3 separate regions of the Mus musculus genome follow, and regions 2 and 3 are each linked to region 1. The links are chromatin loops, found by intact Hi-C in ENCODE. Cell type or tissue: heart. All regions are shown on one strand. Each heading gives the region's core, and the rest is flanking DNA. Links, peaks and the distances in the headings are about the cores only.

Region 1 (9,959 bases), core at 708-8,707:
GGACCAAGAGCAATGCAGGACCTGCATGCAAGAGAAAGCAAACAGGAAATAAGAAGCAGAGGAGGGGAGGGGAGAAGAAGAAACAAAAGCCTTGGCTCTTCAGGTGTAATGCTGCTGCTCCTGTAGGTCCGAGGGCTCACCTGCCGCTTTGAGGGCCCTTTTCCTACTAGGAAAGCCACACACACTATCTAAGGCTCATCCACCATGGCAAGGACATATTATGAGACACACACACACACACACACACACACATATAAACATACACATATGTTTCTCTGTCTAGCTTCCTGGTTTCTAAGCTGTTCTTCTGGGTTGGGCCTTCAGCATTTAGACAGACCAGTCAAATTGGGTCATAAAGAAATTCTCTGACTTAACTTTCTCCGTGATAGGTGCTAAGACCATCCTCCATCCTGAAGGGTCTGGGCTCACGACCTTGATAAAATAATGTACAAGGGGAGGCCAAGAAGGTTAAGCAGACAGGCCAGCTGAGCTCCCATGCAGGCTGTCAGTCACACATACTGTGAACAGGCATCAGAGAAAGAAGAGAGTGGTACTAGAGGGTGGGGTTGAAGCCTCTGGACAGCAGCACATGGCAGCTCACAGGAAGATGAACAAGAATCCACCATGTGCTACAAAGTACACAGGCCTTGCCCAGGATCTCTTCACTGCATATCTGTACTATTCGAAAGCCCTTTAGAAGGGCCAGAGAGATGGCTCAGCAGTCAAGAGCACCTGCTGCTCTTTTTTTTTTTTTTTTTTTTAAATTATTTATTTATTTATTTATTTATTATATGTAAGTACATTGTAGCTGTCTTCAGACACTCAGAAGAGGGGGTCAGATCTTGTTACGGATGGTTGTGAGCCACCATGTGGTTGCTGGGATTTGAACTCTGGACCTTCGGAAGAGCAGTCGGGTGCTCTAACCCACTGAGCCATCTCACCAGCCCACCTGCTGCTCTTATAGAAGACCCAGGTTCAATTCCAAGCACCCACATCAGGCAGCTCACAACTGTTTCTAACTCCAATTCCAGAGACCCTGACACCCTCTTTAACCTTCACAGGCACCAGGCACACATATGGTACATGGACACGCATGTAGGCAAAACACACATACTCACACAGATACTTCAAAAAACAAACCAAAAGCACTCCAGAAGAAACTGCAGGTGTGAGTCAAGTGTTTCAGGGAGCTGCTTCAATGATGGAGTCATAGGAACCCCAACTTCCAGCTAATCAGACCTTCTAGACACCCAGACTTAAGCCTGAAGGGAGACTGTCATGGGGACAGAATCCCCTGGGACGTGCCACTCTCCAGGGAGACAGTGTCGTGACTGCACTGGATCAAAGCACACTGGCAGCCACTCTGGTGGGGAGAGACCCCACAGCTGGGGACACAGAGACACCTGCTGTGTTGTCCATGATGTGAAACCAAGGGGCAAGTAAGGCCCCACAGACTACATCACCATCTGGGATGGGTGCTGCTGGTGCACACCTTAAATCCCAGCACTTGGGAGGCAGAAGCAGGTTCAAGGCCAGCCTGGTCTATAGAGTGAGTTCCAGGACAGCCAGGGCTACACAGAGAAACCCTGTCTTGAGAAAAAAAAAAAACTAAATAAAAAAAAATTTTAAATATCATTTTGAAGCTATGTAAAGCTAATATTCACAACTAAATTGGCTATTGGTTCTAAGGAACTGCTATCATCTCCTTTGAATCCATGTTCGCCTGGCTTCTGCCCAGGAACAGCTGAAAGCTACAAGGCCCACTTGAGCCCACTCAAGTTCAGAGTTCAACATTTAGAGATTCTTATGTCTAGTTTCTAGTAAAGCATGGCGGGGGGGTGGGGGGGGAACGGACACACCGTAATTCACAAAAGTAACTCACATGATCAATGCCTCCCATTCAAAAAAATTCTCTTCATTCATGGGGCCTGCAGGGAAGAAAAAAACACATCCTAATTAGAAGACAGCTTTGGCAACTGGAAGGACACCATAATGAAATTACCCAAGCCCCTTACCTGCCACGATTCCTTCTGGAGGATTCAGGGTTAATTCTATAAAGGGAAAGAACATAGCCATTACCAAACAGAATGTGTGCTACATTGTCACTTAGCAAAGCACTTCCTTCCATGAATCATATAAACTACAGATTACAGGGGACACTTCTTCCAAAAGGGTGCCTCTTGGTCCCCAGATAAGTGCCCAGGCCTGAAACCAATATGGCTCTGAGCAGCCCTTTACACCAGTAAGAAGTGGAAATAAAGGCGGCAGACTGCCTCTCAGAGTGCTCCTGCCAGCATCTCTGACAAAGGCTCAGAGATCTAAAGTGGGGTATTCTTTAATTAAATGGCATTTCCTAACATTTTAAGAATTGGCACAAACCTCTCTGAATGTGACAGGGCAGAAGGATGAGAGGCCAAGCTCAGGCTGCAGGGAGACTGACATAATCAGATCCACTCTCTAGGTCAGCGATTGATTGTGCCACCACCCAGCACAAGCTCAGACAATGGCAGATGAGCCCACTACAGCATCACAGCCACTTAAGGTCACCTGCTGAAGACCAGTGTCTAGCTCTGCCACCAGGTGGCATGTCAACTCTTGGCAGCATGACTTTTACCTATGTCAGGTTCTGGTCTGGGGTGTGTCCCTAAGAGTCAAGGTTCAAAAGCAGGGTAGCAGGAGTGGGGGTGGGGAAAAACACAACCTTTGTGAGAGGTGGGGGCATGACAAAGTGTGTGACACTGGGTGTGTGACACCACAATTGGTGGTAACTACTCTCTGGTTTCCTGCTCCAGGTGTGATCACACCCTCATGTGCGACCCTGCACTCAAACCACAATGTGGGCCACCCGCTGCTCTCCCACTGACCCTGCTCTTGTACTTTGAAATCCAAAAATGTGAGATTAAAAAAAAAAAAACAAAACAAAAACAAATAAACAGCAACTGAGTATCACTATATAAAGCCTGGCCTGGCCGAAACTCATTATGCCCCAGGCTGGCCTCAAACTTGCAGCTACCTCTGGCCTCTGCCTCCCAAATGAGAAATGTCTGTGTGCGCACCACTGTGCCCAAATGAACAGTTCTGTTTCATAAAGTCACTCATATCCAACACTGTGTGGTAATGACCAACAAATGAACACAGCCTGTGGACACATTTGGAAAAATGGCAAATGGAAGGAGAAGGAACAGCCACGTTAGGACAAGTCAGAACACAGTAAGGAAACCAGGGCAGAATGCAATCTGCCAAGGACACAAAAGACCTACAGAGCCAAATGATGGTCTCTGAAAAACCAAAACATTAATAAATCTCTGCCAAGTAAGATTAAGGCAAAAGGACCAGATACAGAGATTGGAAACAGATCATTCAAAGAAACTGAAAGCCAATAGGAAATGGTGAGCTGGTCAAAGTTGCTGAGGTCAGCATCCATCCATCCATCCCTGAACTAGTTTCCACACACGAGCACTTAGAGCATGAGTCTTGCACAGTGCAAACTCTCAAGAGAGAACACGCGGCCACAGAGAGACATGCATGCTCTAACAGGAACATACTAGATGAATGAGGTTACCTTTGATTTCACAGAAAAATCAGGGCAGGGAGTACTTGCCACTGCCCACCTTGCTGCCCCTTGCAGTAGATTATACCTAGTAAGCTGTGGAGAGGGCAAAGTGAAAAGACAAAAAGGGGTGGGGGTGGGAAGGAACGTCCAACATCGACAGCACATCCTGTTGTGGATGCATTCAGCACAGGGAACTACAGCAGGCCCTGGAAGGGGCCAGAAGTCCCACAGCATGAACCTCTAAGTCCATGCCGACTCTCAACTGTGTGTGTGCACTCACTCAATCCATTACCAAAGGGCTGGGACAGCTATACTGTGGGGAAACCTGCAAAGGAAAACAACGCCAGACCATCTAAGGGGCTTTTGGCCATTAACCCAAAAAAAAGGAAAGAAGAGTAAGTTGAAAGACACACAACAGAGGGCGTGACTACGGAGAGGTCCAGCAGGGGATGGCCTGAGTCTGATGCCCAGTGCATGCGCACACAATGGAAGAGAGAACACAGTTCCCACATGAGTGCCATGGTGTGAGCACTTCCACACCCCCAGCACACACAATAATTAACATAAATAAGAATATTGGTGGGAGAAAGTGAACCAGGGGCTGGAGAGATGTGGCAATTAAGATTTTTGAAGAGGGCTGGAGAGATGACTCAGCGGTTAAGAGCACCGGCTACTCTTCCAGAGGTCCTGAGTTCAAATCCCAGCAACCATATGGTGGCTCACAGCCATCTGTAATGAGATCTGATGCCCTCTTCTGGGGTATCTGAAGACAGCTACAGTGAGCGAGCAGGGCCTGAGCCAGAAGAAAAAGTGTCTGAAGACAGCTATAGTGTACTTACAAATAATAAAAAAACCTTTAAAAAAAAAGATTTTTGAAAAGAGCCAGACAGACAGAAGGGTAAGAGCCCTGGTACAGATAGATGTGTGTACACTTCAAAGAGGCAAGGAGGCGGACATCAGGTACCATGAAGGCTACGGGCACACACTGGCAACACAGCTAGCTCTACAGTGTCCCTCTGGAGCTCCTCACAGGAACAGACTGGATAAAGAACAGAGCAGTCGGGCCAGGCATGGTGGCGCACGCCTTTAATCCCAGCACTCGGGAGGTAGAGGCAGGCGGATTTCTGAGTTCAAGGACAGCCTGGTCTACAAAGTGAGTTCCAGGACAGCCAGGGCTATACAGAGAAACCCTGTCTCGAAAAAAAACAAAAAACAAAAAACAAAACAACAACAGAGCAGTCTGCAGAGCCTGTACATTCTCAGTCGTCAGAATCTAACACTCAACAAAGGAGGCAGATAGATTCTGACCTGCTGAAATGTAGGGGTGGGGAAGAGGCCTGGTGCTGTGAACAAGGGGCACCGAGGGCAAAATGCAGCCAAGCTGTATGCTCTGTGGGAGTCCCCTTTAGACTGTCCCTGAATACTCTTCCTTCAAGCCTGCATCTAGAGACCAGCAATGGAGACCCAGGCTCAACACAGCCTGTGCCATCCCAGTCACTTTGCTATCCAGCAGTGACCCCTGCTGGTCAGGGAGGAACTGCAATCAACAGCAGGCAGTCTTCAGGACAATGTGCACTGGTTAACAATCATAAAACCACACACTTCCACATTCAGTGATAAACACAAGTTCCAGAAGAGAAACAATTACTAAACATATCCGAAGCTTTCAAAAACCATTCCCTTTAAGTGGTGATTTTTTTAAAAACTATTTTTCTTAAAGGTAGCTTAAATAGCCATCTCACAAACAAACTATAAACTGTTCTCGAATTTGGTGATTCCATTTCTAGAAGCCTTGACTGGTAAAAACAAGAAAGAGGGCTGGTGAGATGGCTCAGTGGGTAAGAGCACCCGACTGCTCTTCCGAAGGTCCAGAGTTCAAATCCCAGCAACCACATGGTGGCTCACAACCATCCCCAACAAGATCTGACTCCCTCTTCTGGAGTGTCTGAGGACAGCTACAGTGTACTTACATATATTAATAAAATAAATCTTTAAAAAAAAAAAAACAAACAAACAAAAAAAAAAAAAACAAGAAAGATGGCTGCAGAGGTTACTCCTACACACTGCACAGGAAGCTCCTGGACACGCCGAGGAGACAACCAGATGGAGAAGAAACTACATGTCAAGTAAGGTCAGGTCCTGATCCATCCTCCCACGTCCTCACTGAGGCCTCGGATAAGCAGGGTCTAGAGGGTGAGTTCCAGGTCAGCCAGGACTACATGGAGAAACCCTGAGCTGAAAAACAAACACAAGGGGCAGAGTGGTGGAGCACCGTGCCAGTGAGACTAGACAGAGCTATACCGAACAACTGGGTAGTTCCTTTTACACTAACAACTGGGTACTTCCTTTTACACTAACCAGGCGTCGGTGCAGAAGAAACCAAAGTGAGATGCCACAGAGACGAGCACACAATGTTCACAGCAGGTCTTGTTGTCACAGCCAAAAGTTGGCAGCACCTCAATGGTCATCAAGAAGCCAATGTTTAAACAGTGCAGCCTGACCATGCAATGGGCTATGACTCTATATTACAAAGGACACTGCTGGGCTGGGGAGACGACTCAGCAGTTAAGCGCACTGGCTGCTCTTCCAGAGGACCCAGGTTCAGTTCCCAGCAACCACACAGCAGCTCACACCTTCAGTTGCAGGAGATCCAACTCCCTCCTCTGAATTCTGCAGACACTAGGCATGCGCCTGGTACACAGACATATGCACAGGAAAAAGACCAAATGCACAGAATAAAATTAAAACCTTTAAAAAGAAAAGAAACAAGCCAGTGCTCCCTTGTCTGTGAATATTTACGTCAACAGAGGTCTGAAAATATCAAAATATCAGTGGAAATTCCCAGAAGTAAACAACCAATATATTTTCAATGGCGACTCAGAGAACTATAGTGGAATCTCACTCCACCCTGCTGAGCCCTGCCAGGACTTTTACACAACAGCTGTAACTGCCCGTTCTATTTCATCACTTGCTGCTGGAAGGGTAAGGGTACACTGCAGCACAGACAAGCTCAGCACAACTGTGCTGAGTGCAGAGGCCCGAAGAAGGGCGCACCAAGACTCCAGTGAGTGAAAGCAAATCGGTGCTACCTAGGAGGGGCAGGGGGGAGAAGGGACAGAGCAGTCCCAGGGCAGGGCGGGGCACTCCAAGGATGCTATTATTCACAGCATGGATGTGACACACTCAAACATACAGGATCCTACAGTCCAGCGAGAAAAAGTCAGCGCTGTGTAAAGCCTGCCAGAGGCAGACGTTTGGCAGAAAAGGCAGAGATGGCCTTTTGTGTATGTGAAAGGATCCCGCTGCCTCACTTGCAATCACTAACATACAGTTCAAGCCACCAGGATGCCATCTAACACCTACCAGACAAGGTGAAGACCCCAAGGATAACGTATGAGTGAAAAGCCTGAGCAGTAGCACACACTTAACTCAGCTGTGGTGGCCATGACACACACACCAGAAGAGCCACAGTGACCAACAGGTCAGCATATCTTGTAACGCCGGCTGCTCACACAGATGCGGCACGGCTCTAAATTATGCTTCCAATGCAAACCTGCACATGTCCACCAGGAGATTTTCAAATCTGCTCACAGTACTTCTAAGAGTCAAACTGCAAGTAACTTCAGTGTCTGCCAGGAGCAGAACAGAGGGATGCTGGCTTGTTCATAAAGAGAAATCCACTGAGCAAGGAGAGGAGGCTGCCGTCACAAGCTTCAAGAGAAAGGAAACTGACACAAGGCTGGTAAGAGCTCCCAGGGCAAAGCAAAGAACACACACACACACACACACACACACACACACACACACACACATATATATATATATATATATATATACACTGTACAACTTCTATTAAGACAGACAAACGAAAACCACACAGTGTCCAGAGACAGAACGGCAATAGAAAGAGAAAGAATGACAACTCGGTATGTCGCTAACTCTTGGTGGTGCTGGGAAGATGAAGACTCTAGGTCACTGTCCTGCTCTGCTCTGCAAGCAGGGTATCATGGACACCGAGTTATTCAGCTGGCCATCACTGTAACAAAGTGCCTGAGGAAAGTCACCTGAGATGAGAGAATGCCTGCTTATGAAAAGGCAGTGCATCATAGCAGGGAGCAGCAGCATGGCCAGGCAACAAGCAGGGGAGGCACTGAGAGCAGATCCTTAAGGGGAATGCAGGGACCCAGCCTTTCTACTTCTCCCGTGTCTGGCCTTAGGTGAACAGCTCTGCTCTGGTTCACGCCCCTACTCTGACGTGCTGCCTTGGTGGGCAGAGACACCTCCTGCCTCGTCTGACAGGCCAAGCTCGAAATTCCCAGGCTCCACACAGAAGGGAGATGTGACCCTTGTCAGTTGTCCTAACTTCTGCACATGCACAGTGGCACTCGCCTGCCCACCCACAAATACACAAAAACAGCTGTCATTGTAAAACAATCTCAAGTCTACCCCAATGTGGGAACTGTGACACTGTCTGGAAACAGTCTCAGCAGATGTACCAGAATTAAATACAGAACATTCTGACTAGGCTGGGCCCTAAGCCAGTGACTGTTGACATTTCAAGTGGAAAAATCTGAATACCGACACACCCAGGCTCAGATGGCCACAGGAAGGTACAGGAGAGGAAGGACTTACACTAGCACAGCTAAGTAACCCGCAGTAGCCAGCACTCTAGAGCTGAGAGGGAGGAAGGACCTTCCCCAAAAGCCCACCCTGCCTAGGGTGACAGCCCAGGCCACAAGTGGGCTTCTAATTCTATCTCCAAACCATGAGATGCTGTCTGTTATGGTATCTGAGTGGTGACAATGTTACAACAGCCCTGGACCACTGTTCCCTTGTCTGTCACAGTAAGAAGAAAAGCTGTGGAAACATATGACAAGGACACAAGAACACACACTGTTCTTACAGAGGAACCAGGTTCGAGTATTGGCACCCGTATGAAAAAGAGGCAGGCTTTATTTACCATGGGTGCCTGTAGCCCCAGAGTTGGAGGCAAGGGAGGAAACAGGAAGATGTCTGGGGCTAACTGGCTGGCCATTCTAGCTGAATTGATGAGCTCCAGGTTCAATGACAGGCCTGGTCTCAAGAGAAGAGGGTGGAGAGTGAGCGACAGAGTGGGACATTCAATATCCGCCTCTGCGTGCACAGGACACTGCACTTGGGAGCAGTCTAAGGTCTTCGCTTGGCTCTTTTTGTGATATGACCACAGTCTAATCGTTTTATATCTGTTATTCAACTGCTATAAAAGAAAAACAAGGAGCCTGAAAAACAATAGGGATGAAGAGATGACTCATAGATTTTGTTGCTCTTGCAGAAGATCCAGGTTCTAGTTCAGCACCCACACAAAGACTCACAACCAGCTGTAACTCCAGTCCCTGGGGATCTGATGTCATCTTCTGACATCCACTGGCACAGGCACACATATGACACACTTACCTATGTGTAATCAAAATACTCATAAAAATACACATAAAAAACACATTAAAAAAAAGTTAGACAATGAACCACACTCAAGGTCATATCGCCTCTAAATCTACAGTACAATCAGGTATGCAAGAACACCTTCGCTCTAGCCCAACCTCGGATGTTCTAATTCAACCTGGATGTTCCTGTTGAATCTACCTAATACTAGAGTACATGGTCTTAAACAGAGGACAAACCTTTTATACCATAAAGGAAGAAAAACACTCAGTGGGACTTTTATTGAATTCACAAGGACACGGAAAAAACCTCCCTCCCTCCCTCGCTCCTCGTGCTTTGTACTGCTGGATGCATTTCCATCACTGCTGCCACAGGCTTAAACAATATCCATTGATGACCTCATGGTTTCCATGTGGGCTTGGGCCCAGCCGAGACAGCTGGTTGTTTCAGGGCTGCAACCCAAGTCCATTCAAGTCGCTGGCACAACTCAGTTCCGTATGGCTGTAACACTGGTCCCAGACTAGCTGTCAGCCTGGGGCCACCCTTAGCTCCCTGCCCTTTTTTTTCCTCTTCCAAGAAGCCACAGCAGGTGGAGTCCTTCTCCTCTGTGAACCCCCTGAGCCCCTCGCCAGCCTTCCTATTTTAGAGTTCCCTCTTTAACCAAATTCCTTCTCTCTCTCACACGGAGATGATTCACAACCTTAACTTCAAATTAAGTGACAATACGTTTTGTCTGACGTACGAGTAGAGGCTTTTTGTGGCGGATAAGTTTTTCTCTAATGTGAATACCCTTGGGTAGAAGTGGTCAAAACTTAAACCCCTGTCCCGGAGCTTAAATGCTGTTCCCTCTTTTTTAGATAAAGGGGATGTGTCTCAATCTAGACACAGAGCTGAAAAAGTAAAACAGAGAGAAAAACAGATCCGGATCCAAGGAAACTGTCCGGAGCCCGTGTCCGAGAAACTTTGGTTTTCCCCAGCAACTCGCACC
Region 2 (9,959 bases), core at 1,301-9,300, 190 kb before region 1:
TCTTAACAGCTGAGCCATCTCACCAGCCCCGGTATTTTTTCTTTACTAATCTTTCTGGGCAGGCCTTTCCTTCTTATACTCAGGCTTTACATGTCAGACTACGATAACGTGCTCGAGACTCCTCCTCTTCCCATGACTTCCGCTCTACCTGTGACCACGGCTCTGCCTATGTCTCCGGCTTTGCTCTTGCCTGTGACTCTGCTCTGCCCGTGACTCTGGCTCTGCCTGTAACTCTGGCTCTACCCGTGACTCTGGCTTTGCCGGTGACTCCGGCTCCACCCCATGACTGCGGGTCTGCCTGTGATTCTGGTTCAACCGATCTTTTCAGGCCTACCTCCTGTCTCAGGCCTCATCTTTGATAATTTCAGGCTTTTCTTGGCCTTCTGTTTTCAGCTCTTGGTGTGTTTTGGCCTTAGCATCCCCCATCATGCTCCTGGTTCTCACATGTCATTAATGCACGACTTTACTATCTGTCCCTTAATTTCACTGGCTCTGCCATTCTGGACTTCTTTCTATCCATTGCTTCCATCCTAGACTGCGCTGGCTTATTGTGTGAATCCTTTCCCTCCCTGGTCCGAACATACTGCTCTGTCCTATGGGTGTGGTTTGATTTGGTTTTTCCACTGACAGATGTTGACTCCTGTAGAGAGAATCTCTTGTGTACTGTATGGAAGCATCACATGTTGATAAAAAAAAAAAAGAAAAAAGAAAAAGCTGTTGGCCTCTTAGCTTAGGCAAGAAACAGGGGGTGGGAGTTCTGGCAGGGAGAGAGAATTGGGATAAAGTCAGGCATGGGAAGAGATTCACCCCAAATGCGGATAGAGATAGGCACATGAAACTGTGAAGAGGTAACCAGCCATATGACACTCACAGAGGAGAATAAACTGGTTAACTAAGTTATGAGCTAGTCGGGGAACAAGCCCCAGCTTACGACCTAGGTATTTATGCAGAAATAATTCAGTCTCAGAGTCATTATTTCGGCAACTTGAGTGTGGATAAAAAAGCCCACGGTTACAGATTCCTTCCTGCGGGGACACTCCTGTGAGCCAGCTCCATCTTCTCATGGGTCCCTGTTGGTGACATTCTGATGGGGCTGGCCACAGAGTTTGTGCTTGAGGGCAAGGTCAACAACATGACTAGAACAAGCAGCTGCTCTGTGTAGACAGAGTGCTCCTAGCCTGGGGGAGGTCCTCTCTTCTGGCTGTCTCCAGCCTGTGGCAAGCCTGGGGAAGTACTCTCACTCAGTGTCTATGTGCCCACTGCCCAGCTTCAGAGCACAGAGCACCCATGTCAGGAGCCATCTAGGGGAGGCTAAGGTTAGCAGGTGACTTTGCTGGAGGTGGCCCACCATTGTTGCATGGCTTATGATAGGTGAATTCTGAGAGGCAATGTCCCAAGAGACGTCATCTCAGGATTGTTTCTTGCAGCTGATACGCCTTCTCCTATCCCTGTTACACAGTCTAATGATTCAGGGGCACCAGAGCACCCTACTGGACAGATTTCCTGCAGATTAACATAAAGATGAGCTTTCGTGAATTAATGCTGTTTAGATAAATTAGTGATTTTATAGAATTCCCGATCTGATTCAGATCATTTTAGGAAGAAAGTTTCAAGAGATGGTTTTAGTTGTTTGCTAGAAAGATGTAATAAAGTTAGAATCAAGACTAGAATGTGCCCCCTCCTCATAGAATAGTAAGCAAAGGCTGCATGATAAGGAATACAATGAGCGTTCACAATTACACTAAAGAGAGAAAGAGGCTTGGGAGAAATTTGTGATCAAGGAAAAACATTCACTCTAGGTCAGGCCGAAGGATGAGGCCACAGGTGTGCACTGTGATAAAGCAAGGCCATGGGAAGTTTGCTTTGAACTTATAATGGGCTCACAGAATGAAACACTGTTTTGAACTTGCTACTGACATCCTTCTGTAACTCTCTCTTTGTGCAACATTTTATCTATGAGGTAATTTCCCAAAATAATTTTTGTCTAAAAAGGTAAAAGAAGGCTAGAGAGGAGGAATAAAGTGTGACATCTGGAGTTCAGCCCTGACCACCAAATGTATATATGTATAAGTATGTCTATACATGTGTGTAAGTATATGGGTATATATGTAAGTATGCATGAATACTTGTAGAGTTGATGAGGCAGGTGACTGGGCCCAACCAGAGGATATGTGTATAGGTGAATGCGCCTGTGCCTATTGCCTGTGTAAAAGATGTAAATACTTTTTCTTTCTTTTTTCACTGGTTCACAAAGAGTTAACGAGCTCCAAGCCTCTTGCCTGACCAATGAGAGGCTCCTGGCTGGCTCCTGAGAGAAAGGAACCCTAGCAACAAATCCTTTACTTAACCCTCCACTGTTAAACAGCAGGTGTTAATCACCTGAAGCCAGTAGTTTCTGCCCTCGGAATAGTGAAGAGTTAAGAAAGACAAATCTTTTTTTTTTTAATTAGGTATTTTCCTCATTTACATTTTCAATGCTATCCCAAAGGTCCCCCAGACAAATCTTACGAAATAAGCAACACTTTAGCCCTCACAAAATTTAGTTTGCCCCCGAAAATCACCAGTGCTCCCCCATTGTTGCTTTCCAGAGAGAACTGGTGCTTGGGCAGGCTCCCAACAACCTCACAGTGCATCAAGCCCCTATTCTCCTGCACCCCACCATGCAGATTCAGCTAGAGCCCCTTGGGCTCTTGTATCTCGCTCCTTCCCTGGTAGTCAGCCCGATACTGTGGTCTGGAGCCAAGGCTGTGCACAGATGATGTGGGCTAACTAAGTGTTTCCTTCCTACAGGTTCACGGTCCTCCTAGCAGGTTGTGCAGTGTGTGTGCACTGTGTGTGTGTGTGTGTGTGTGTGTGTGTGTGGTATTCATGTGTGCAGTGTGTATGGGCAGTATATGTGCAGTGTGTATATGCAATGTGTGTATATAGTGTGTACAGTGTGTGCAGTGTATTACAGTGTGTACAGTATGTGTACAGTGTGCATGTGGTGTGTGTGTGCAGTGTGTATGTGCAGTGTGCATATGCGGAGTGTATTGCAGTGTGTACAGAGTGTGTACAGTGTGCGTGTGGTGTGTGTGTGCAGTGTATATGTGCAGTGTGTATATGCGGTGTGTGTGGGCAGTGTATGTGCAGTGTGTGTGTGCAGGGTGTGTACAGGGTGTGTGGGCAGTATGCAGTGTGTGAGGGAACTGTGTGGTGGCACTGCGTATGTGCAGTGTGTATGTGTAGTGTGTGCGCAGTGGCCCTGCATATTTCTAGCTTCCAGGATGAGAGAGTATGCAAGGCTACAGTGAATCCATTGCTTGTGCTTGAGGACAGGATATCTTCCAGTCCCAACCACACTTCCCTCTGTGACTCCACAGAATCCTTCTCTGACCTGCTACTACCTGGCCTGACCCACCACTGCTCAGGCTTGCCCTGTGCAGCCAGCATCGCCCCAGAAGGAAGCCTGACAGCAGATCCAGGGCAGACACAAGATGCACCAGCCCCAGCCTCAGGGCTCTGAGGTCCTAGAGAAACATCACCAGCTCTGTCCACACAGGCCTGCAAAGGATATTCAAATCCTGATTAGAGCCCCTTGGTGGAGCTCATTGGATTACCATGTGGGGCAGTCTCCTGACTGGGTCTCCAGTCCTGGTGCTTGTTGGGAGCTATTAAGACAACTCTTGATCTCTGAATTGGGCCTCTCCCCCTGAGAAGAAAAGGGGGTCAAAAGCGGGCCACCGACACATGGATTCCGAGAACCACGGGATGTTCCAGCCCTGGGTCATCACCGCTCTCCTGACCACACCCTGACACCACCAAGTTCCTGCTTCCCCGTGTAACTGCCTAAGAATGTGCAATTCTATTGCCCCCCTCCCACTGATAAATACTTCTCCTTTTGCTTGTATTGCCCCATCCCTCCCGCTGATAAGTATCTGTACTTCCCGGTTTCCTTGTGCAATTCTACTGCCCCATCCTTCCTGCTGAAAGGCACTTCCCCTTTTGCTTGTGTATTTAAACCTTGGGCCTGGCTAATACATTTTGGGGTCTTGATACAACTTCAGAACGGTTTCCGTGTCGTTACTCGTACAAGACCCTCGTCTCTCTCTACCCCCCATTTGGTTATTAGGAGGAGGTCCCCTCGAGATCCTCGAATAACTGGACCTGCTGGACGGGTCAGGTGCTGAACCCTGTCCAGCAAGTGACTCTCACTGAGAAAATGGGATGAGTCTATTGTCTTATTTGTTAGATAGTTGTATTGAATAAAATAAGAGCCAGGTAAGTGTTTGACTTGATGACTGACCTCCAGGTCAGAGCTGAGTCTGGGTGAGGCTCAGTCAGGGCAAGGCAGTGTGACATCACTTATCTAGTGGTACAGCAATGGGGAGTCCCCAGGCCAGTGCCTCTGCCCCCAGCCTATGTCTGGTAGCCATCACAGTCATAATGGAGGGGGGGAGGTGAGATATGACCTCAGGACATTGCAGGGTAGAAGGGAAGATAGATATGGCCTCATTGAATGAGGTGGCTTTCCATCAATATAAATGATATTTGAGATCACTAGTTCCTTTAGGTTCATGGTTGCGGAGGTGTCAGTCCATGGTGGGCTAGCCTGTGGCTTTGGGCCTGTGGACAGGAGCCTTGTCATGACAAGAACAGAAAGTGGAGAAGACCGTTAATATCATGTTTGGAAGGAAAGAGATGGAACCACTGCCATCCAGCCACATTGTCTGTCTTAGTTAAGGTTTTACTTCTGTGAACAGACACCATGACCAAGGCAACTCTTATAAGGACAACATTTAATTGGGGCTGGCTTACAGTTCCAAGGTTCAACCCGTTATCATCAAGGCAGGAACATGACAGCATCTAGACAGGCATGGTGCAAGAGGAGCTGTGAGTTCTACATCTTCATCTGAAGGCTGCTAGCAAAATACTGACTTCCAGGCAGCTAGAGTAAGGATCTTAAAGCCCACGCCCACAGTGACACACCTACTCCAACAAGGCCACACCTATTAATAGTGCCACTCCTGGGCCAAACATATTCAAACCATGACACTATGTCAAAGACCTTGAATGGTTACACATCTCTAACCAAGCCATCTCTACAGACTCTGCCATCTCCCAGGGTACAGGCAGAGCACAGGCCTCTAGGGACCTCAGCCCATACCAGGCACTGTCCCCTGTGCTGCTGCTGAATGTCCAGGAAACTAGACAGTAGCCTCCGTTGAATAAAGAACTAAAGAGAAAGTTTCACTCAGTGTGAAACTTTTCATACTCTCAGGCCTCAGGCCGCCCCCCAATGGCTACACCATGATGTGACATGTCAGGATGGGGCAGGGTTGCTTGTGTCTACACCGACCTCTTCCTGCTTATGTGGACTTCAACAGTTGTATTAGCACCCCGACTGGGGTGGTATCCTTTCCCCACAGTCAGGGCAGGCCAAAGCGTTTCCCATAGACCGGAATCAGGAGCTGTTTTAATCCTGGTTCCAGGCACTGTGAGCCACACCCTGAGCTTGTGACTAGTACCAGGCACATGAACAGCTGCTGCCAAGACACCTGCCTATCCTAGAACAAGAACTTGAAATAGGAGCATCACTCCCTGCCTTCACCCTCTGCAAGCTGAGTTCACCTGATGGTTGCTGAAGTAGAGTCAGGACCATCCCGGGATGCCAACATGGTCTCATCCAAAACAAGATTCTAGGATGGTAAAGACATCACAGACTTCCCAGTGTGCCTGGCCTGTGTGTCCAGCCAGTGTGTTTGCCCTTCAATTACAGCCCAAATCCTCCCACACATTGAAGGTCTCTGCATTTAGACCCAAGGGCAGGGAGAGGTCTGCTCACAGACACATGGCCAGACCTGATTCCAGGTGCTAGCACACACTCTCACACTGCTAAACATGGGACAGTGGCAGACCACAGGGGAGCTGAGGCAGCACTTGGCAGGCACCTGAAGAAGTGTCACCTGAGCTTCTGTGGGAAGCAGGGAGCACATAAGGGCCTGCTCAGGTTTGATTGGCATTATATAGAGGAGGTGCAGTTACCAAGCGCGATGACAGGGGGCGCTGTTTCCTGAATGAGCACAAATGGTCTCCAAAGGACAGCGGATTGCTGTGCAAAGGAGGAATTATGAGATACCAATGAGGACCATGAGAGTCTACACAGGTTCAGTTTGCATCTTTATTGCTCAGAAGGCTCAAGTGTATTCAAAGGAGGGATGGTCACAACGAGGTGAGATCATTTGACCTGGAGAGGCAGGGGCAGAGGAGGGCACTGCCATGGTCAGCCATGGTGAGTACATTTGGTGGGTACATTCTTCTGTGATCTCTGACTCTCCAGCACGCATCCGGGGATAGAATCAGCAGCTGGACTTCTGTCCACAGCTGGCCTGTCTGCAGCAGGCAGGGCGGCACAGCAGGGACACAGAGGAGGTTGGGCCACAGCAGCTGGGCTGGCAGGAGGAGGCACAACAGGAAGAGGTGGGCACACAGCAGGCAGGTCTGCACACAGGGCGACACAGCAGGGACAGGCTGGAGCAGGGCTTGCAGCACACAGGAGCACAGCAGGAGGGCTGGCAGCAGGAGGAGGAGCCAGAGCAGATGGGTGTGCAGCACACAGGCTTGCAGCAGACAGGCACACAGCAGGGGGATTGACAGCATGAGGATTGGCAGCTAGACTGCTGGCAGCATGGTCCAGAGCAGATGGGTGTGCAGCAGACAGGCTTGCAGCAAAGGGTCACACAGCAGGGCTGCTGGCAGGGGGAGCATGTGCAGCAAGCTGGCTGGCAGCTAGACTGCTGGCAGCATGAGGGTGTGCAGCAGGAAGATTGGCAGCAGGGGCTGGATACACAGCTCACTGGGGTGCAGACGAGGGTCAGGCAGGGGGATGGGGCACAGCAGCTGGGCTGGCAGCAGCTGGGGACACAGCAGCTGGACTGGCAGCAGCTGGGGACACAGCAGCTGGACTGGCAGCAGCTGGGGGCACAGCAGCAGGGCTCACAGCAGCTCTCTGGGCAGTCATCCACCTGCCAGGAGGAGTTGGTTCGAGTGTCAGAACAGACAGACATAGTGGAGGCGGCCATGGCAAGGTTGGCAGGAGAAGGGTGAGTGTATGTTGAGTGAATGTGTGTGAGTGTGTGTGTATGTGAGGTGCTGAGCCCTTGGCTTTTATTCTCCTCCCTGGCTGTCCCCTTCCTTGTTTGCTGACGCAGCAGTCTCATTAACACTATTCCTTGTTTAGCTGACAACTGTCTCTCACCTTGTAAACATGTTGAGTATATGCATTATCTGTTGGTCTTCCTCACCTCTGGGTGGCCCCACCCTGAGCTGGACAAGATGCGTCTTTGCAAACAGGAACCTTAGAGGCTGTGTGTTAAATATCCCACATCTTCACTCCCAAGGACAACACCAGAGATAGCCATGGGTTGTCCCACCACAGGGGACCTCTGAGTCTTGTTTCTAGAATCAGTTCTCAGTGCAGAACGCCTCTGAGGCTCAGCATGCAGTGTATACAAAAGCAAAAGTGATGTTGCCTAGTGACTGTGACAGATTGCCGCAGACCCTGCCCCTGGGCTCATCATGTGCAGCTTTATAGTGTGGTGGGCCATGCCCCGTAGCAAGGGTCAGTACTGCAGCAGCTGCCGCAGGGATGCTGATGTCTTGGGAGCGCTCCCCCTGTTGTAGAAGAAGCTGCACCTCACAAGCTGTGCATAGATAGGGTTGCCTGAGGAAGACGAGGCTCCACAGCCGAAGAAAAATTGAGGCACTCGGTCTTAAATGTCTCAATAGCTATGTGAGCAGGAAAGAGATCTGCTCAAAGGACCCATCAGGGCTTGGCTCAGCTTTGGTACAGCTCCACAGAGCCAGGTTTGCTATAACAGGTCTCCCAATGCACAGACTATGAAGCAAATGTGTGTTATTTTGAGTCACACAACAACAGGGGATACACACATGGACCCGTCTAGAACTCTATTAGCTGTTAAAAAGAGACAATTCTTTACAGGGTTACATAAAAGGAACTTCTTGAATTAAGCTAAAGAACGTGGTGGATCAACAGTTTGTGTTGTTGAACTCTGTACGTGTAGAGACAAGTTTATGCATACACATACATATTATATGCACATAGAGGATAGATAGATAGATAGATAGATAGATAGATAGATAGATAGATAGATAGATAGATAGATAATGGATGGATGGATGGATGGAATAGATGGATAGATGGATGGAAGTGGGAATACATAGGCGAATGGATAGATGGATAGATAGGTAGATGGATAGACATGTGGCTGGATGGAGGGATGGATGAATGGAGAGATGGATGAGCAGATAGATGTGTGGATGAGCAGGTGGTTGGATGGATGACAGGCAAAAAGTCAGTCCTCACCATTTGTGGATTCTGATTTTTACTTTCTAACATTGATCTGCATCCCCAAATCTACTTGTGATCTTTCTGTGGCCATCCATGGATATGCACTGAACAGGGAACCCTGAGTCACATGTCCCCAACTGGGTGGGAGAATGTAATAATAAGGCTCTGCCTTTTGGTTTTGACTCCTCCTGAAAACAAGCCTAATCAGGGTCACCTTGGCACCACGTTTTCAGGGGCTGTGATGTCATCGTGCCAGGGAATGCCCATGACCAATGCTGATGCCCCATGTGCACCTCACAGACAGTCTACAAGCTTAGGCCTAGCTCTGCTGCTGGTGTGGCCTATGGTAATGAGTCTTCCACGTGGATGGCTCAAGGACCATTGGACAGAAGCACATCGGACAAGCTCCTGTGTTGCACATGCAATGACCAGAGAGGCTCATGGGAAATGGATCCCACGTGAATCCCAGCAGCAACTAGTCAGCTAAATCACTGCCAGTGGCTGCCAGGTGACAACCCTAGGATGTGGAGAATGGGCTCTGAATATGTGCATTGCACATGTGTGTGCATACATGTGCATGCGTGTGCATACATGTAGTGAGACACAGTCAGCACTGGCTTCAGATGAAGACTAACCTCCTGATGCATCTTCTGCACTGAGCTCTGTGTACATATGAGACTCAACTTTAAAGCAGTGGCTGTAGATACTCATCCCAGCGCTTGAGAGGCAAGGCTGGGTGACGTGGCTGCAGAACACTGATCAGTGAGACAAGAGAATTCTGTGGGTTCCTGGCCCATGCTATGCTCCTGTGGTTTCTACAGAGCATGCACTTTATGCTTCTTGGGGTTAGAACCCGAGAGACTTGTTTTCAGGATGAGTCAAAATGGCTGGAAACCGATAACCTTCTTGAGCAGGGAGGGGCCAAGCTCACCATCCTGCAGCCCTAACTAAGGACAAGAGTGGACGGCAGGCACGGAGCAGAGTGGATGGAGTCATAGCACAATACAGAGAGGTGTAGGAGCTGAGGAGACACTGTAGGGGTGGTAGTTACAGACCAGTGCCTGAACCCTCAACTCAATGGCTGTAGATGGGTCATTGACTGCCTCTGGCCTCCAGACACTGTCACAAAGTGATAACTGTCTTTATGCAGAGCTGGACTCAGGGAGGGGTACTAGGCTGAGGACAGTGCTCCCCTGGCACTGATTCTTGCAGAGGGAGCAAAGATCCTGGAAGCCAGCCACGGCTGGATGACATCTCTGCAGCCATAGGATGGCTGGGACAAGTCCCACCTATGATATCCCAACCTCACTGCTCACAGAGACTCACCTATAGCCACTGCTCCATCACTGTTTCCAGCAGGAGACAGTCAGGAAACAGACCTGACAAACAACATCCCAGGAAAACAAACACCCTGATGATGGCCACAAGGCTCACCAACAAGGAAGGGAGGGCAAGCCAACAACAGCACAGGGGGATAAAAGCCGATGGCGCAGCCCCTCACACACTCACAGTCACGCACTCACTCACTCTACTCCAGCCCAACACTGCCATGGCTGCCTCCACCATGTCTGTCTGCTCTGACGCTCGCACCAACTCCTCCTGGCAGGTG
Region 3 (9,959 bases), core at 1,045-9,044, 340 kb before region 1:
TCTTTTGCTGAGAAAAAAATATGTCTGAGTTTTTTTTTTTTTAAATCCTAAAATTAACTCTATCTGGCCACTATTTGGGAGTATTCTTTATGGTCTGGAGCTCATTAAGCACAGATGAGGCCATTACTCCAGGAATCTTTTTGGGGTATCTGCCCCTGAGCTACCTCAAGCAGCATAATCGGTACAGGGTAAACAGAGACTTTTGACAAACTCTGACTGGCCAGGAGAATAGGTTACAGATTCAAGGTCTCTTTTTTATTATAGGCGTCTAAGCTCTCTGAAAATGTAGTTTAAAGATAGGGGGTTGTACAGGGTATATACCCTGGAGGAATAGAACTCAATGAGATAGACCAACTAAAAGAAACTTTCCCTACTTTATAGCCTAGATGATGAAACATATAATCATAGAAGTTAGATATTAATGTTTCCTATTCATAAAAAGACCGGTTCAGATATTTCTGTTTGTCTGGGGTGTTTTCAAACTGCAAACACTGCCAGTCTAAAAGCAGGCTGTCCTATAGTAAATGTGTTTGCTTTGGAGGAGACAGTCTTTAGATTCTTTACATTGGGGTTACAGGGAATAAAACCTATTCTGTTTTCTAATTGTAACTGAACTTGTAACCTGGACATGGAATAAAACAAACAAAACACATATTCCGTACAACTAGGGTAATCATTAGCCTATCTTTGTTCTGTGCAACCTGTATAAATAAATAAAGGAGGACGGGGCTGCTAGTGAGTCAGAGCCACAGAAGCACAGATTAGTTAGCCAGCTGCTAAATAGCCCTGACCATCGCCTGACTCCCTTCCTCCCTTCCTCCTGTCACTGATTCCTTATCTTTTCTGAGGGCTGTCCTGTCAGCAACGACCCTAAGACTATCAGCCTGGGAAGGTCCCACTACCACAGGGAAGACACCCCACCCTCACTCGCCCTCTGGACCCCCTACACAGCAGGGCTGACTTTCAGGGCTTGTGGCTTTTCCTGCCTTAAGAAGTCGTAGGCAGCTGAGCTAGATCAGTGCTCCCTTGAGTTCCTGCAGCAGTATAGCATCTACCTGAAAACAACTGCTTCTCTCTGGGTTTCACTGGCATCTCTGGTTTAGAAAGACCGGAGGTGGCTGTGTCGTATAGCCCCTGGGGCTTCTTCAGACTGTATCATATTTGGTGGCTGCAGGAGTGCCTGCTGGTTAATGGAAGGACCAGATGGCTACAGCTGAGATTTTAAACGAAGGAATCCCAAAGAATACATGGTATCAGAACGCACTGCCTGGGCTCAGTTGTGTTCCTAGAATTCCCTTCCCCCACAGCTCCAAGCTGGTTTGACCCCAAGAGAAGCAACCAGCAAATGTATATGATCTGGAAGGTAGGAGGAGCAGCAGCCGTGGCCACATAGGAAGGTCACTGTGCTGAGAGATGACCGAATGTCTCCTTCTTAAGCTGCAGCCAACAGTCTATGTAGACTCATGGCTATCCTGCACACGGTCCCAGAAGCACCCTGGCATTCCTAGGTGCAAGCCCGGAGCAGAACCCTTCTGTTTTCCCATCTGTCTGTCTGGTCCTGTATCTACAGTGGTGTGTGGAGGAGGGCACTTGGCTCCCAGTATCCCACAAATGCTCTCGTCCTACTTCAAGAGAACTGCCAAGGGGCTTCCCTAAACTCTGCAATTTCTGCTTTCCACTTCCATTCTCTGTAACAGTTGCATAAAGTTTGGCACCTATCACAAAGGTCTCATTTCAAACGCAGAAGGGTGTCTTTCCCAGCAAAGAACTCTGGCACAGACAGGAAAAGTAACTCCAACTTAGGTAAACCAAAACGAAAACACTGCCTCCCAGGCCTGAGGAACTCGAGTTGTGGCTTCTCACCTGGGGGGCAACCAGGGCTCTCAGGGCATGGCCGCATCCTATGTTCTACTGACCCAAGACCACTGTGGTTGGCCTCCTACTCGAGGTATGAAGTTGGCAGTTTCACATCTGGCAGGAAAAGGGCTTCAAGAAGTTCCTCAAGCCTGCATGTGGGAACTGGCCCTGTTTGAGTCATGTGCTGTCCATGAACTGGGTGTGCACTACCTCAGCTGCAGTCTGTAGTCCTTCAGAGGGGTTATAATGGCGGGGCACTAAAGGACCAGGCAGTTGCGAGCCTGGCATTGCTGTGAACAGGGAGGCCCTTCTCTGCTACTGCTTGGTTTCCTTAGAACAAACACTTCATTTTTTTTTTTCTAAAAAAAAAAAAAGATGTATTTATTTATTTTATGTATGTGAGCACACTGTCACTGTCTTCAGACACACCAGAAGAGGCTGTCAGATCCCATTACAGATGGCTGTGAGCCACCATGTGGTTGCTGGGAATTGAACTCAGGACCTCTGGAAGAGCAGTCAGTGCTGTTAACCACTGAGCCATCTCTCCAGCCTGTGCTGACACTTCTTGATGCTGCTGTTCCCTCTCTGTGGGGCTGAGGTTCATTTTCTAGTGTTGTGTGGCTTTTCCTACAGAGACACAAACAATCATCTATAGGGCAATGACAACAGACCAGAGAAACAATTCTCTCTTCAGTTTGATAAACTGATGAGTTTATTGGGGTTCATTATAGGAACATGGGTGACCACTCACCAAAGTTGTATCCATCAAGCTCCCTGAAGGACTTGTAGGCAGTGGGTGCTCAGAGAGTCTCCTCATCTCAGCAACTGTAACTGTTTATCTAACCTTGGGGAGGGGCCTTGTGAGTCTTTTTTTTTGTTTTTTTTTTTTTTTTTTTTTGTTTTTGTTTTTGTTTTTTGAGACAGGGTTTCTCTGTATAGCCCTGGCTGTCCTGGAGCTCACTTTGTAGACCAGGCTGGCCTCGAACTCAGAAATCCGCCTGCCTCTGCCTCCCGAGTGCTGGGATTAAAGGCGTGCGCCACCACGCCCGGCTGTGAGTCTTGTAACTTTCTGAGCTTCCTGAGCCTTGTGAGTTTCCTTTGCTGTTTTTCAATCTTATGAGCCCTCCATTCTCCCTTAACAAGTAAAAATTTCAATTCAGAGGAAACAGCTACCCCACACTTGACGCCTACCTCTTCTTCTGCCCCCACAGAAGAGGAATGCGGCTGTTGTAAAATGTCATCGCCATCAGATTAACTGTGCTAATTTTCAAGAGGTCATTCAGAGTAGCCTGGCTGACTATTGATGTTCTCTGATAGAATGAGGGGTTAGGGGGAGGTCATTGGACCCTCACCCGAGAGTTTAGCCTGCCTTCCCCCCCAGCCATTTGTATCCAACTTTGTCCTTAGTTGCATGTGGTCTTGGGACATGAGAGAGTAAATAAGCAGAGGAGGCTAATGGAAGGGGGCTGCATCTACGAGGCTGTTGGGGGAAGCTATCATCCATACTGCCTGAAGACTTTCCAGTGTAGCTTCTTTGATGCCCCACCCCCAAAGATTCCCACCAGTAATGTCACATGCATTTTCTATAAGTAAGCCCAGTAAAATCATTGGTTCTCCAAGGTGAACTTTGGTGACATCTCAGTTTGGTTTGTGGTTAAGACCATATATGGAGGTGTGTGTGTACATTTGACATTGCATACATCTCCCCTGGAAAAGAATTCTCTACCCAGGCTTGCAGTAGCAGAGCTGGTAGACCCCAGGGTCAGGGGCAGGAAAGGTGGCTGAGACAGAAGCAGCTACAGCAGAGCACAGAGCCAGCCCTTGGTGAGAGCCGTGATGTCTGTGAGGAAATTGACACCAGGGCAGGTTTTCATTTGGCTGCCTGCTGGCCACTTCTTGATCGCTCACAGCTGAAACTTTGTCTTCTGACCAAGGCAACTTCGACCCCAGGCCATGCTCCCTTTCAGTCACTGGATGAAGATTAGATGGGCACCCAAACAGGTCTTAAGGTTACAAAGCTGTGATGGCCATAGCCTCTGGCTCTCGATCACACCTAGGTCACAGTGTGGATGATTCTGTCCAGCCCTGTCCCTTTCTCCTCTAGCTGAAGCTGCGCCCCCCCCCACGCCCCCTTCCCCCGGCCCCACTTTGATATTCCTCCCAAAGGTGAAAGCAGAGCCAGGTCCTGGGAAGTTGCCAACAGAGGCCAGAAGAGGGCATCAGATCTCCCAGAACTGGAGTTACAAGTGGTTATGAGCTGCCAAGTGAATCCTGGGAACTGAATTAGGGTCCTCTGAAAGAGCAGCGGGTGCTCTTACAGTCTGAGGCAGCTCTCCAGCGCCACACAGCGGCTCTTTTCCGAATCACAGGCTTTTCTTACAACTTCCTACAGTGTCTTCCCACCCACCACCGAGTTCTCTGGAGCAGTTCTTTTGCTACAATGTTTCTGGAACTCTCTAGCCTGGGCCTCAGCTCCAAATCTGGCCCTCTGCCTGTTTTTGTAAATAATTTTTTTCTTTTTCTTTTCTTTTATTTTTTTAGCACACAGCCATGCTGGTCCACTTAACAAACCCCCTAGTCTGCTCTTCTTAATACAAAGTCAGAGTCAGCACCGGGGACAGAGCAGTTAATGCGCTCTGTAGAGCCAGTGCGGATGTTCTGCTCCAAGACTTCTCCTTCCGTAGCTTCCTTCACCCGGTTTCTCATTCATGACCCCCACGCAGTGAGCCATCAGATCACCACGTTTCTGTGGTTTTCTTTTTGCTACCAAAGCAGGGGCTTTTTATCTTGGGCATAATGTCCTTTTAAACAAAATTGAAAAAAAAAAAAAAACCCAACCAAACTCCTTGTGCTGAAATTTCCCTCATCAGAATTGAGGCGACTTTCTGGCGAGATCAGCGTGTGCTGCATCTACGTTTTATGGATGGTGCCCATCATTTTTATGGATGGATAGTTCATAAATGCCATTGTAATGTATCTTGGAAGATGCAATGTGGCCTTCCTGTAACCCGTGGTTCTTCTCTAGAAGAGAAAGAGCCACCCGGGGCCACACAGCACAGACACTTCATGGGTATGCACAGTTCATTGGCCGGTTCACCTTAGATGATGTTCCCTCAGGGGGCCTGGGCTACTTGGAACCAGAGGCCAGTCCGCTTATCAGCTGGCCATGCTGCAATTACTGTCTTATGAAATATTAACAGCCCGTGGTGATTTCAGTTAATGAGATGTCTTAGGGAAGGAGCATGCGCAGACGGCATGGGGGGGGCGGGGTAACCACTTCCTTACATGTTAACGATGGGTCTGGGCATGTTCCCTGGGAGTGGCAGCTCAGTCTCTAATCTACCACTCCTGGAGCCTTAGTTGCCAGACAGCAGGGGACAGGGAAGTCATCTGGGTGCTCAAGCCATCTGGATGCCCGTGCAGCATGCAACTTAATAGAGCAGAGTCACTGCACCGGTGACCACATGCACGTTATCTGGCCTGTGACCTGCCTCGCCATTCACTGTTTTGGAGGAGAAACAGCCCCCTCCACCTCCACCTCCACCTCCACCTCCACCTCCACCTCCACCTCCACCTCCACCTCCACCTCCACCTCCACCTCCACCTCCACCTCCACCTCCACCTATGGCATTATTCCTAACAACATTTCATACAAGTGCTGTCCCTGCAAACAGTGTTTTTTTTTTTTTTTGGTTTTTGGTTTTTGGAGACAGGGTTTCTCTGTATAGCCCTGGCTGTCCTGGAGCTCACTCTGTAGACCAGGCTGGCCTCGAACTCAGAAATCCGCCTGCCTCTGCCTCCCGAGTGCTGGGATTAGAGGTATGCACCACCACGCCCAGCGCAAATAGTGCATCTTTACCATGGCTCCATCCAGACTGGGGTGGCTGGATGGGAAGATGTGAGGCGTGGTGAGCATCAGCAGGCTGGTTGCCTCATTTGGGGAGGGGAAGCCACAGGGCGGCTGTAGAAGGACCTTCAACAGTACATGCTGAATCAGGGTCTGCACGGAGGACCTAGTCCTGGGGAGGAAATGAGGAAGGAAGCTGCTGGCCAGGCATGACTTCCTGGGCAGATCCCCCACAATTTACATCAGAGGTCATACATACACCAATCCTCTTCATGTTCTTGGCACTGAAGCCAATGGCTCAGGGGTTCTGTTGGGCATTGCAGACTGGTGTTGGGAACGGAGAGGAAAGAGTGTGATTCAGGGATGAAGGAAGTGTCAGTCGTCTTCCCAGGAGTCAATACAGCCCTCATCACGCTCAGGAACCAGGCACAACACATTCAGGGTAACTGGGGATAGGGTGGGCATCTTTGAAACCAGCCCTGTTGCAGGCTCAATTTAGGATCCATCCTACTGGTTCTTTCTGTCTCCTCTGTTGTGTGACACACTTGGAGGGACCCTGAGGCTGCCCCAGTCTTTAGGTCCCCTTGGGAATTGTCTTTGGCTTTGGGTGCTCCTGTGAGGAGCACAGCTAATGTGAGGGTAGCTGTAAGGGACTTTTAGCAGGAGGGTACTGAGGCAGGAGTGAGGCGGCTACTTAAGTCCGCTCAGGTCCAACAGGGGCGCCCTGGCTCTTTATACCAGGCTGCCTCCTTCGAGGTTCAGGGCTTGAAGACAAGGCATATACAAATCTTTTCCTACACTTTGTGGAGGATCTGATTCCCGGGGCCGCAAGTGCCTTTCTAGGTGTCCCGAAGAGGCTGACCCGCAAGTGGAGCATCTCAGGAGGCCCAGCACATGCTTGGCTCCACGTTCTTAGTTAGTTGCGGCTGCCAAGCAATCAGGCTGAGTGACGCAGAGTGCGGGGCGGGCCATTCAGGCTGCGCCTAGCGATGAGATGCGGGTGAGAGCGGCTGTCCTGCGCAGCTGCGCGTGTGACGCTGGGGTGCGCGGCCTCTGAGCAGGTACCCGGCGCTGGTCAAGGGGCGCTGACCCAGTATCTGGAGAGGAAATGGGGGTTCAGTTGGGGGATGGGAACGCTGATTGCAGGGGCTCATGCGGGGAGGGGAGCGGGTTGCAGTGTCCTTTGAGTGTGACAGAAGTGTAAAGATTAAGTCTTCGACCTGGGTGCAGGCATGAGCTAGAATGCGACTGCTTTCTGGTGCAGAGAGTTCAGCCTGGGGTGGGGGGGGTGGGGGGGAGGGTGTTCCCTGGAGTAGAGGTGTAAGTTGGGGGTGTTGAGGGAGTGCAGGGTTTGAGCTGCATCTAGGTACAGGCTCTGGAGCTGGTACAGGGGCACAGACTCAATGTCAGCCAGTGTGACCTGTGCCCACGCGCTATAGCTCTCAGCTCCCGCTCTTCTCTGGACCCTCACAGAGGACTGAGGGCATTAGCTTCTGTGCCCTTTCCTGTGGTTAGCTGTTTATAAAATCTGAACTGCTTTCCAGACCAGTATGTCCAGGATGCCTGGGAGCAAGCAGAGAGCTACTGGGAAGCCTGAGAGATGCAGAATTTTTCAGTGAGTGAGGTAAAGAAGGTGCCACATGCCCCAGCCCCCAGCCAGGGCTCATAAGCCCTCCCTCCCAATAAAGTAAGTCCCGTATGTTTGCTGGTACTTTTGTGTGCCGGGGTGGGTGTGGTGGCCAGAAACACGCTGGTCCAGGAGTCTTGAGGGTAACTAGCTACTTGGAAGATGTGCCCAGAGCCCAGTCGGATTTGGCTATCTTCTATCCATTCCTAACCGGGCTCTCTCAGCAGGGGCTGGATTCAGTTGCTTGAGGCTGTAGCGGAGGGTGTACCACTCCTCCTCCTCACATCTGAGCCCTTTCCTGTCTCTACCAGTGTGTGTGTATAGAGCTCAGGTCTGGAGGCTCATCCCACATGGGGGCCTTGCTCTGTTCCAGCCTGCTGTCTTCTACAGGTAGTTCTGATGACCCAGATGAATACATTTACAGATGTCATGTTGTACCCAGGGTGTAGGCTCTGCCAAGTCCTCTCTATCTGTCTGTCCATTCATTCTTTGCCCTTTGGAGTACTCTGAACACACACACACACACACACACACACACACACACACACACACACACACCCATAGGTGTCAGTGACTGGGGAACCCCACTGAGGGCATTGTCAGTCTTCCTGACTCCATCTATGGCCTTTTACTCTTTTTGGACAGAGGATGGGGGGAGAAAGAAGCTGAGCCAAGGTCACAGTGTGGCCTAAGAGCAGTGGTGGCTTCAGGTGGGAGAGCATCTCAGGGTGGTTTGCAGCTGGCTTTCGAGGACATCTGCAGAGACTCAGTGATTGTGCTGAGACAGGAGCTGTCTGAATGTGAATCTGGATTCAAATACCTCGGAGTCCTTAGGACAGGCCAAGCCTTCAGACAGGCATACTGTGTACTCACGCCTAGCATCTGGAGGGCAGGCTATCTCAGGAGCTGCCTTTAATATAGGTCTCTCCACACCAACTGCTGTATTAGCTTCCTTTCTTCTGTTGTCAAGTGGGCTTCTCTGTTTCTCTGTAGATGGGAGGCTACTGAGTGTACAAGACTAAGTCTCTGAAAAGTTGCACAGGGACAAGCAATGTCCTGGACTCTTGCAGCTTTGCAAGGGGCTGGTCTAGTATTTAGTCTCACAGCCCTGGGGTTATGCCTGGGGAAAAAACAGCAGATAGAGGGGCCAGAGCATCTCTCTGAAGCCAAAATCTGTTGCCACAGTTCAGCCCCAAGAGCCCTGGAGAGATCAGGGAGGAGGGCTGATCAGCGAGTGGGCAGAGGAACAGCTTTGGGAACTGGTGTCGGAGAAGTGGTGTTCATCGCAGGGAGGGACTGAGGTGTGCGGTTGGGTTTTGCCCCCTGGCAACCCCTCCTGTTTGCCTGTTGGAGCAGTGGGGTGAGGGGCTACTGTTATCAGAGAACAGTGTTAGGGGGTATGTCTCAGGCCCAGGGAAGCCCTATGGAAATGAATACCTTTGGTTTCCTTGGAATTTTTTTGTTTGTTTGTTTGTAGTTTTCTTTTTTTCTTTCTTCCTCTCTTCCTCTCTCTCTCTCTCTCTCTCTCTCTCTCTCTCTCTCTCTCTCTCTCTCTCCCTCCCTCCCTCCCTCCCTCCCTCCCTCTTTCTTTCTTTCTTTCTTTCTTTCTTTCTTTCTTTCTTTCTTACTGTATAGCCCTGGCTGTCCTGGAACTTACTCTGTAGACCAGGCTGGCCTCGAACTCAGAAATCCACCTGCCTCTGCCTTCCAAGGGCTGGGATTAAAGGTGTGCGCCACCACTGCCCAGCCTGGTCAACTGATTTCTATAATCACGAGATGCAGAACTGCAACCCATGTGATGGCTACAGGAATTGGTCTTCCTTCACTGGTCTGGGTTCTTATTCAGGGAGCTGGTGAGTTGTGGGATTTCAGAGATAGCTGGGATTATGCCCATTAGGAATGGGCTCTTATGGTCCTTATATGCTTGTGAGCTTGTAGACTGTCCAAGGGCTCTGCCAAGGGATAGAACTCTGGAAGCTCAGAGAGATGTCCAGACAAAGGGGAAATAGATGAAAATTCCAGAAGGGAAACGGGTGGATGTGTTTGCTCAGAAATGCATCCTCACCTTCCTCTTTCAGATATATTTCAGGACCTCTCTCTTGGGGTGTTTTTATTTTCAGAATCCCCAGTCTCACAAATGAGAAGAGATTTCCCTGAAGGCATCTAGAGGTCTCTGTCCTCGGGTGAATCTGGAGCCGTGGAGGATGGAGTCCTTGGACCGGAGAAGAACTGGCTCTGAGCAGGAGGAGGGCTTTGGGGTGCAGTCAAGGAGGGCCACTGACCTGGGCATGGTCCCCAATCTCCGACGAAGCAATAGCAGCCTTTGCAAGAGCAGGAGATTTCTGTGCTCTTTCAGCAGTGAGAAGGTAGGTTTCTGGTGGCTAGCCTGCTATATTCTGGGCCACAGAGGCAGCTCAATGGTCATCATTGGTTAGGTGGTCCATTCATGCTGCCCCAGCCAGGGCCAGAAAAGGAGCATCCGGTGACTGCAGCTTCTAGTCTCAGAACAACTCAGACAGGCGGGTCAGCTACAGAAGCAAAGTGACTTAGGTTTAAGATAGGTAAACGTTTTATTATTGTATTGTTAGGGTTAGGTAATCTAAAACCACATTGATGGGGGATGGGCTG

Evidence for each region. A loop is a pair of places that touch in the nucleus more often than their neighbours do. Peaks named below come from ENCODE experiments on the same cell type or tissue, not always from the same donor. Only the 100,000 strongest peaks of a DNase experiment are listed, where the experiment ranks them.
Region 2: it touches region 1 in a loop (3-fold over the local background); 5 of 42 quality-filtered maps call a loop at or near these places.
Region 3: it touches region 1 in a loop (2.4-fold over the local background); 8 of 42 quality-filtered maps call a loop at or near these places.

What each region holds. Positions count from the first base shown.
Region 1 is chr10:77,622,818-77,632,776 of GRCm38, reverse strand. Ube2g2 (ubiquitin-conjugating enzyme E2G 2) reads right to left here. Exons shown (of 6, transcript NM_019803.3): 2 at 2,016-2,051; 3 at 1,883-1,928. Among named protein-coding and RNA genes, the nearest start is that of Ube2g2, 5.5 kb to the right of the region's middle. In heart, for the core only: CTCF peaks have their summits at 2,581 and 5,085 (motif pointing left); DNase peaks (open chromatin) are centred at 5,066, 6,646, 8,086, 8,576 and 1 weaker place.
Region 2 is chr10:77,811,784-77,821,742 of GRCm38, reverse strand. All of the region lies in intron 1 of Tspear (thrombospondin type laminin G domain and EAR repeats), which reads right to left. It overlaps Gm2696 (predicted gene 2696), which reads right to left and starts at 7,121. Exons shown (of 1, transcript NM_001205009.2): 1 at 6,339-7,121. The coding sequence starts at 7,061. The coding sequence ends at 6,339. It overlaps Gm9507 (predicted gene 9507), which reads left to right and starts at 9,854. Exons shown (of 1, transcript NM_001370816.1): 1 at 9,854-9,959. The coding sequence starts at 9,900. In heart, for the core only: a CTCF peak has its summit at 6,036; no DNase peak of the experiment used is centred there; H3K27me3 peaks cover 600 bases.
Region 3 is chr10:77,966,589-77,976,547 of GRCm38, reverse strand. Trpm2 (transient receptor potential cation channel, subfamily M, member 2) reads left to right here and starts at 6,676. Exons shown (of 34, transcript NM_138301.2): 1 at 6,676-6,765; 2 at 7,249-7,391; 3 at 9,452-9,697. The coding sequence starts at 9,536. In heart, for the core only: a CTCF peak has its summit at 4,199; DNase peaks (open chromatin) are centred at 5,207, 5,867 and 6,667; H3K4me3 peaks cover 905 bases; H3K27me3 peaks cover 3,617 bases.